2 separate regions of the Homo sapiens genome follow, and region 1 is linked to region 2. A link is a loop called in an ENCODE intact Hi-C map of the cell type or tissue named here. Cell type or tissue: IMR-90. All regions are shown on one strand. Each heading gives the region's core, and the rest is flanking DNA. Links, peaks and the distances in the headings are about the cores only.

Region 1 (4,669 bases), core at 986-3,485, 160 kb after region 2:
TTTGGTTATATGACCTTAATCTCTGGGATTTGGACCAGGCAATCCAATACACAGTGTGTCGTGGTTGTTTAGATCTGTGCTGCCTGGTCCCTCAGTCACACATGTACCTGTTCTCTGGAGGTACTCTGTGGGAGGAACTGTGGGGTCTACAAAGTCACCCAGGACAGATCCCAATTGCCAGAGCTTCCAGTCTAATGCAGTCAGTTCAGGCCTGTGTTGGCCCTTCACCTTCCATACTCCACACGTTCTGCTCCCTTCCTAAGGAAGCTCCCTCAAGGGGAGATGCAGCCCACTGTGCCCTCTTCATTCCTGTTTAGAGCTTCAGTCCTAAATCCACAGCGGTGAGTGGGGCAACCTCATGGAATCTCTAAAGGCAGCAGCTTGGGGAGCCACTCCATGCTTCTTTCTGGTCTCTGCTCTGTATGTGCACATACACACACACACACACACACACACACACTCAAGTCATGCCCACAGTCATGCCCAAACCTCAGCAAGATACCCCTCAGCCCAATAGGGTAAGTTGGGGGTGGGAGTGGAATGTGCTGTAGTAAAAAGAGCACTTGATTTGGAATCACATCTGACTTTCAACACTAGCTTCATCTTTGTGATCATCAGGAAGTTACTTGTTCATCTTCTCAGAGTATCAGTAGTCTTATCTTTTAAGTGGAGGCAGCTATGGGAAAGAGATGACAGGCTTCAGTGGGATAATATCTATAAAGTACCTAACATCATCTGCCTCATCTCTCTTTTCATCCTCTTCCTCCTCCCTCTCATAAAAGGTTATATGTCACTTACAACAGTGCCATTCCTGAGTCAGGAAGGTGATGGGAGTGGGAAGGTGGGGAAATACAGTTGGCTTCTCTCCAGGGTGGATGTCAGGCCCTTCTCCCTCCAGATTCGTCCTATGAGACCATTAGTACTGTGCTAATCCGTAGTAGCGCTTTACTCAGTTCTCCCCAAACTTCTACTGCATATTTGTACTTCTTTCCAGGTCTCTTTCTCCAGACTCCAGTAAATAGAGAAATGTTTGGAACCATCCATCTCTACACAAATAGTCATGATACAAGGTGGAAGGTGTAGGCATCTGGAGAGTAAACTAAGGTGCTATAAAAGCTCTGAAATGAAAGGGCAAAAAAAAAAGGGGGGGGGCAAGGGATCTTGGAAAAATGGATGCAGATTAAGGTATTTAAACTGGATCCTAATGAATAGATGTGGCCATTTGGAAATGAGCAAAAGCTATGTGGTTGCAGATAAGTTGCAGGGTGGGGTTGGCAAGGGAAATAAAAGGATCAATGTAAGAGTGAAGGGGTGCTTCAGAATGACTGGGTGATCCATCTTTCATTCAATATGTAGCTATGGAGTGCCTGCTCTGTGCTGGGGACAGCTTATATCAGACAGAGATGGTCCCTGCCCTATGAACTCACAGTCTAGTAAAGGCATGCTCTTGGGCGTTCTTTCTGGGGATCAAGCCGATTTTGCCCTTTCTGTTGTATTCCTAGGTGAGTTATGACACAGTTTATCAGGCGATGGTTCTGGCTGCTTGTATTCCAGCCCGAGGATGCAGTGCCCAGACCACGACTGGATGTGGGTGTTTCCCATGTTGACATGTCTCCTAGGATGTTCCCTTTCGGCTAATGTCTCAGCTCACTGATTATTACTGATCCTTTCACAAGGTGACTGAATCTCAAGTGGTGTGGGAGGGAGTGGATGTGTCTTGTGGTACTATTCTAGTTAACATATTCTAAATACACAATTTATTCATTATGATCACTTAACAGATGAGGAGACTGAGGCATAGCAGGGAATCCCTATGTAAGGATGGAGACTGAGTCAGGACCTTTTCCCTGGGTCCTTGTCGACTCCCAGTTCCATACAGTTTCCACTCCAAAAGGCCCTTTTTTGGGAATGTCTGTCTATCAGGCAGACCCATGCTTTCCCCACAGGAAACCTTTATCATTCAAATCCACCAGAACAAAATAAAAAACAATTCTCTTTCTGCCATCTTTATGAGAGCTGTGTCCAAAGCAGCCCCGGTAGAGAGAGTGCCCTACAAAGCAGCCCTCTTCAGCGGGGCTTTCCAGCACAACCCTTGCCGTGGGCAGCCAACCTCACCCTCACACCGCCCCCACCCCATACACCACCGCCTCATTTTTTTCAATGCACAGCCCAGCTTGTATGAAAGATCCCAAAAGGTTAGCTGAAAGGGCCTTTCCTTGCCTCGGCTCCTTTCCTCTGCCCTCTCCCTCCAGCGCGCTGGATCCACCGGGCTCGCTCCCCGGCGCGATTCCACGGGTCACTCCAAAGCTGCCGCGCCAGCTCTTGCAAAGGAGCCTGGCGTGCCGGCGATCAGCTGGAAGCAGGCACCGAAGCGCAGCCTCCTGGAGTTGGGCTGAAGTAGCTGTCAAGCAGCTGTCTCCACCCGCCCTCCCCTCCCAGCACAAGTGACGCCGCCGGCCCCCGCGCCGCGCCTCCCCCTCCTCACGGCTCCCGCCCCTCCGCCCGCTCCGCCGCTCTAGCTCCGCGCTCCGCCACCCTCGCGCCCGCCAGCCCCGCAACTTCACCCCGCGCGCCGCAGCTGCTGCGAGCGGACGCGGCAGGGCAGCCGGCGCTGGGGACAGCTCGCGTCCACCCGACTTCCTCCCGGGGTCCCCTTCACCCAAGTGAGCCAGCTCAGGCTGTCTGCAAAGCCGGAGGTGCGGGCAGCTCCGGGCATTGCATTGGTGCGGAGGCTTTTATATGCCAGAGAACCCTGAGTGTGCCCCTGACATGACAAGGAGCCGTCGTCGTTAGGTAGGTTCACCTTTTCATTTCTCCTTTTTTGCTTCTGATTTTGCGTACAACGCGGTGAGGTCTGTGTGGGGAGGGGTGTCCTCGACTTGAATGAGCGTTGAATGCTAAGCAGCCGTTGAAACTGGAGCGTCCTCAGCTTCCACCACCCTGGTGGGTTCGGGCATCTGAAGCCCACAGGGTACGGTCGGGAAGTTGCTGAGCGAAAGGGGCACGCGCACTTTTTGCAAGCAGAACTGAAGGATGCCCTGGGGAGTGGAGGAACGGGCCAAGGTTAGAGGGGCCCACAGCATTGCCCGGGGTTGGGACATTTCTGGGGCGAGGAAGCGCCGGGCCCCGGGAGTCAGGGAGGGGTGTGTGTGCGAGCGCCCCCAGATGGGAGTCCTGGGTGGCCCCCTGGCACGGAACGACTTCGGCACTCGCAGAGCCTATGGGGAATCCAGCTCAGGGCTGGGATGGCAGTCTCAAGGGTCTTCATTTGCCCCCGGGCTGCCCGTTTGAGCTGGACTATGAACCAGCTCGTTCCTCACCGTGTCTGAATTCCAAATTGGCCAGGTGGAATGGGAGGATGAGAATTGGGAAGAGGGGCAAGAAAGGAAAAAATGTGTTGCTTTGATGCCGATCTGTGTCTGGAAAGATGGGGGGAGGGGATGCACCTGAGGACAGGAGCACCCTAGCAGGAGTCCGTGGCATGGGAGGGGGCTGGTCAAGCGGAGCATGTGCAGCTCTCTTGCCCGAGACGATAACCTTCTAGCTCCCTCTTACAGGGCAGTGGGCAGCAGATAGAGACCCCTCACGTTCGAAGGGAGTAGGTGCATTTTGAAATTAGATAAGCAGAAGTCATCAGGTGCTAAGGTGGCAGAGGCGCTGTGAGAAGTGACAGCTCCCTGGAGAGCGAGAGAGCAAGTGGAAAAGCAGGAGAACCGGGCTGATTCTGCTGGGATGGGGGTGGCGCAGAGTGAGATTGGTAGGCTCGTAGGTCCCTGTCTTGGAGATACCTACATGTTGCTTGAGTGACTGAGGAAAAATGTTCAAGCTTTTAATCTGGGAAAACAGTTATGATAAAATATATGTTGGGGCTGTTTCCTCCCTGCTCCCCACTTCCTACCCTCTTACGTCCACACGCTTGGTAGAAGGTCTAGGATTGTGACTAATCACTGCCCCCATTCTGAAGAAATTGTACTTGGCCATCTCTATGGGACTGGGCATCCTGTGTGAGCGTCTGCTCGATTGTTAGCTGACACACAATCATTTCTTCCCTTTTGTTTTCTATCGGGTCTGTCTTGCTCTGAGAGTGTACCCACCTCCTTCCCTCCCCTACCCGGGTATTCCCACTCACTCAATTCCCCTCTTCCCCTTGCTCCTCCAGCCATTTTGGACCAGCCTCTGAGCTTGCCCACTCACACCATCTACTTTCCTCAAATTGTATTTTAGCTGCTGTCACAAGCAGGGGATGTCAGCCACGAACTCTCCGAGAACCAGCACCATCATGGCTATTCTCCAGTGGTTAATTAGGAAGCATCAGTAGTTATCCTTCTGTAGGAACAAACTGCAGGGATGTACCAACTTAGGGTAACAGCAGCTTGAGGAACTCCCCTATCTGAAGCCCCCATCTCCCAGCACTCAGGATTAGCTTTCTGTGCTAGCTTCCCCTTCAGTTGCAATAGTGTCAAATTGTGTCCTTTCCCCCAGGAAGATAATGCATCTGCCTGTCCAAAAATTTACTGCATCCAAACATCTGAAAACTTGAACATTGGAGAATCTGTTTAGCAAAAACATACTGCATATGTTGCTTTTCCAAAGGACCCCCCAATTGCTGTTGCTTCTCTCTTCCTCTGACACTCTAATGTGAGATTTCGCTTTGAATATTTTATCCTCA
Region 2 (4,669 bases), core at 1,375-3,874:
AAAAAAAAAAGTGCAAGGTGAAGCAGTAAGTGCTGATGTAGAAACTGTAGCAAGTTATCCTGAAGATCTAGTTAGGATCATTGATGAAAGTGGCTATACTGAACAATAGATTTTCAATATAGATGAAACAGCCTTCTACTGGAAGAAGATGCCAGCTAGGACTTTCATAGCTAGAGAGGAGAAGTCAATGCCTGGCTTCAAAGTACAATGTGAATCTTTTGCTCAGGGCTAATGCGGCTGGTGACTTTAAGTTGGAACTAAAGCTCATTTACCATTCTAAGAACCTAGAGCCCTTAAGAATTATGTCACATTATTCTGCCTGTCCTCTATCAATGGAACAACAAAGCCTGTTTTCAGGTAATACACTTGTTTTCAGTATACGTTACTAAATATTTTAAGCCCACTGTTGAGACCTGCTACTCAGAAAAAAATTATTTCTTTCTAAATATTATTGTTCATTGACAATGTGCCAAGTCACTCTGGTGCTGTGATGGAGATATACAAGGAGATTAAGGTTTCATGCCTGCAAACACAACATCCATTCTGCAGCCCATGGATCAAGAAGTAATTTTAACTTTTAAGCCTGATTATTTAACAAATACATTTCATAAGGCCACAACTGCCATTGATAGTAATTCCTCTCATGGACCTGGGCAAAGTAAATTTAAAACCTTCTGAAAGGATTCACCTTTCTAGATGCTACCAAGAACATCTCTGATTCATGGGGAGGATGTAAGAATATCAACATTAACAGGAGTATGGAAGAAGTTGATTCCAACTCTCTTGGATGACTTTGAGGGGTTCAAGACTTCAGTGTATGAAGTAACTGCAGGTGTGGTTGAAATAGCAAAAGAACTAGAATTAGTAGTAAATCCTGAAGATGTGACTGACTTGCTGCAATCTCAAAACTAACAGATGAGGAGTTGTTTCTTATGGATGAACAAGGAAAATGGTTTCTTGAGATGGAATATACTCCTGGTGAAGAGGCTGTAAACACTGTCCAAATGACAACAAATGATTTAGAATATAACATAAACTTAGTTAATAAAACAGTGGCAGGATTCGAGAGGATTGACTCCAATTTTGAAAGAAATTCTACTGTGATTAAAAGGCTATCAAAGAGTATCACATGCTACAGAGAAATCCTCTGTGAAAAGAAGAGTCAATTGATGTGGCAAACTTCATTGCTGTCTTATTTTAAGAAATTGCACCAGCCACCCTAGCCTTCAGCAACTACCACCATCAAGGCAAGGCCCTCAACGAGCAAGATTACAACTCGCTGAAGGCTCAGATGATCATTAGCATGTTTTTTAGCAATGAACCATTTTTTAAATTAACATATATAATTGGTTTTTAGACATAATGCTCTTGCACATATAATGGACTATAGTATAGTATAAACATAACTTTTATATGCACTGGGAAACCAAAAAATTTGTGTGACTCATTTTATTATTTGTTTTCTCGCGGGGGTCGGGAATCAAACCCACAATAACTCTGAGGTATGCCTGTAAATAATATATAATGTATATATGCATGTGTGGGTGTAAGTGTGCATGCATGTGCATGTGTGTGTGTGTGTGTAACTCCAAGGACAAAGATGTGAAGCACTTACACCAATCTATTAACAGGGAGAAGAAAGACAGGAAGGTAATGGAATCTTCTACCTCTTACTCTATATGCTTCTGTACCATTTAAATGTATTACTATAAAGCATTTTTATATTTGTTGTGGAATTAGAAAAACAAAAACATTAGTATATATAACATTGTAAACCCTTAACTCTACCGCTGTAACTCAGTTATAATATTTTTAGTATTCTTTTCTAGCTTTATTAAATATTTCTATTTTTAGTTAGATATTTTATATCTTCTTAGACATCATGTTTTCATATTACTACATGTTAAAATAATTATAATATTCCATATTCTGAATGAGCCATAGCTTCAACTTTTCTTCAATTGTTGACTATTAAACAATCTTATGAAGATACCATCCATATTACATTTTTCATGTTTTAAATTCTTTTCTTGCAAGAAAATTCTTGAAATTGGATTATGGAATCAAAGGATATGAACAATTGTTCTGATGCATCTCAGTCTTCCAGTGAATGTGCAGGCCCATGTAACATGGACAGTCTTCTGTGTTCTACCTAAACATATATTTCCCACGGTGCTCCACAATGTTAATTCTGCAGAAACTACCACTCTGCTGTTTGCAAATGTTACTCGTGCACTCTTTCTTTTCCAAAAATGCCTTCAACACCTTTAAGGGGATAATGTTTTCTGAGAAACAACGAAAACCTTATTCAGTGCCTCCATATATTCTAAAGCATTAACCAAACGTAAGAAAAAAGATATCAGAACTTTGCCTTCTTGTCATGGCCATGTTATTATTTTAACAGCTAAAAATCAAGGTTAGTTGAACCAAAAAAATAGTTAAACTAGAATTGTAAGAATAAGTATTTTCCCTGTGGACTCAATTTTAATTTGAATGGAGAAAATGCTACCTTGAACAGTTGCAAGTAGGTACATTAGGAAACTGCAATGAGCCTATGTTGTCGACAGGTGGCGGAAGAGGACCACATCAAAACCCTGCGGCCGGCACACTAGTTCCTTTTTGCCCCTTTGAAAGCTGTAGCTGTGGACTCCATGAGGACTTCAAAGTAATTAAAGCGGCTGCCTTTCACCTTTTCAAGAGTTTGTTTCATCTGATGTATCTAGGAAGAGAGGGGCTTCCTTTGGGGTCCCAGTGGTCCCTTGGAAGCTCTCCCTTGAGTCTTCACACAGATACCCCCTCCACCCTGTAGCGTCCTGTTCACCCCACTGCCTTGCAGGCTGATGTGCGGCACGCTTCACCGAAGCTTTTGGGTATTTAAGGACACTACAGAGCAGAAGGTTAAAAATTAAAGTTTTATGCTAAGTATGACTTCCTCTTATTTTGGTGAAAAACTAACCTTCCTTCCTTCCTTCCTTCCTCCCTCCCTCCCTCCCTCCCTTCCTTCCTTCCTTCCTCCCTCCCTCCCTCCCTCCCTTCCTACCTTCCTCCCTCCCTTCCCTTCCTTCCCTTCCTTCCTGAATGAGATGGAAGATCTCACTATGTCTCCCAGGCTGGCATCAAACTCCTGGGCTCTATCAGTGTTCCCACCTCACCCTCCCTAGTAGCTGGGACTACAAGCATGCCCCACCACACCCATCTCTAAGGCTCCCTTCACAGGAGGGTGCTTTGGGATGCACACAACTCCTAATCATTATTTCCTGCTCTCAAATCCAGGCCTCTTTATAGGGAGAGGGAAAAAAATGTATCTCTCCTTCCTATCTCACCCAGGCATTCTTCACCCAAGATTTAGGAGACCTCTTCCACTCAAAGGAACTCATCCTAGGACCTCATAGGAACTCATCCTAGGACCATGCCTGTTCCTAGGCAGTGCATTTCCAAATGAAATATTCACACTAATAATTCCTCAATGGCTTCATAGATGCAATCAGCCACCACCTGTATCACTGCAAGACCCCGGGGTCCATGGCTGAGAGGGAGGGAGCCCTGCTGGCTTTGGACTTCAAGGCCTCCTGGCATCCAGGGCAGGCAGGTACACTCTTAGTATGGCTGTCTTAGAGATCTTCCCATGGCTAAACATGCAGGTGAAGGTGGACTCAAACCCACAGACCTTTGAGCAATAAATGTTTATTTTCCCAGAAAGTTGTCTCCATTTTTAGGAAGGAAGGGATATTTTCCTAACTTGCCAAGCAGAGGAGTTCAAACGTCACTTTATTAGGCAAAGCAATGTTATTTCTTGTGTTTTGAAGTCACTTCTCCCCAACCACCCCCCGAGCCGTTTTTTTTTTTTTTTTTTTTCAAATTATGCATCTTTAGGCCAACCAGGAATAGGAAAGGGGCCTATGTCTAAGACATTCATTTCTTAATGAACATTCCCTTCAGTACACAAAAGCTAGACTCCCTTAACTTTGAAATGCCATGTTGTAGGGGGTAGGTTCTTAGGGTCCTCCTCAGCCTCAGCCTGTGGGCAGGTGGGAGTTGGGTAGTTTTGTTCTTTCACTTACATAACTAAAAAACCAAGATGGGAGGACTGGACGCTCTGTGTAACCACAGATATCACGCCATTGAAGGGTGCAGTCCGAATGAGAGAGTCTCATGTGTTAATAATTATCTGCTACTCACAAAATGGTAGCCCTGCCCAGTAATCCAGCTAAGGAGCTAAAAAGAGAATTTTTCATTTTTGAGGCATGGACCTACCCCATCTGGACCTGTGGAGAGCCTGTTTCCATTAAAACAGCATTTACCAACCTGGTCATTTCAGTAGCTGTGATTGGCTCAGGTGAATGAAACTTAGCAGTAAAAATTTTCATTTATCTCTTTTGCATGGAAAAACCTTTAAGACTGGGGTAAATGTGCTTCCACAAAATAGGTCAAGTAAATTCTTATAAGGCCAAGCAATGAAGCAATGTTTCCAGGGGCCTCAGGCCAATAGTTCTGTAGGAAAAAAAAATGAAAATATCAGTGGCCTCGCAAGCCAGGAACAAACATTTTGTTGCCCTCTGGGTAGATAGATGTTATTAAGCATTAAGTTCAACTAGACATTTGGGACTCAATGATTAGGGCATTTGTGACCATTGCAACAGTGAGTCCCAGCTGCCCGAACCCCACCAGC

The links. Hi-C counts contacts between places; a loop is a spot of excess contacts. Peaks named below come from ENCODE experiments on the same cell type or tissue, not always from the same donor. Only the 100,000 strongest peaks of a DNase experiment are listed, where the experiment ranks them.
Region 1: a loop joins it to region 2, with 2.4 times the contacts of the local background. A loop is called at or near these places in 4 of 110 quality-filtered maps.

The regions. Positions count from the first base shown.
Region 1 is chr6:24,908,942-24,913,610 of GRCh38, reverse strand. The region is part of intron 1 of RIPOR2 (RHO family interacting cell polarization regulator 2); the gene reads left to right. Among named protein-coding and RNA genes, the nearest start is that of RIPOR2, 25 kb to the left of the region's middle. In IMR-90, for the core only: no CTCF peak of the experiment used is centred there; a DNase peak (open chromatin) is centred at 2,370; H3K4me3 peaks cover 1,931 bases; H3K27ac peaks cover 1,299 bases.
Region 2 is chr6:25,068,859-25,073,527 of GRCh38, reverse strand. No RefSeq gene overlaps it. Among named protein-coding and RNA genes, the nearest start is that of RIPOR2, 140 kb to the right of the region's middle. In IMR-90, for the core only: a CTCF peak has its summit at 2,562; a DNase peak (open chromatin) is centred at 2,587; H3K27ac peaks cover 215 bases.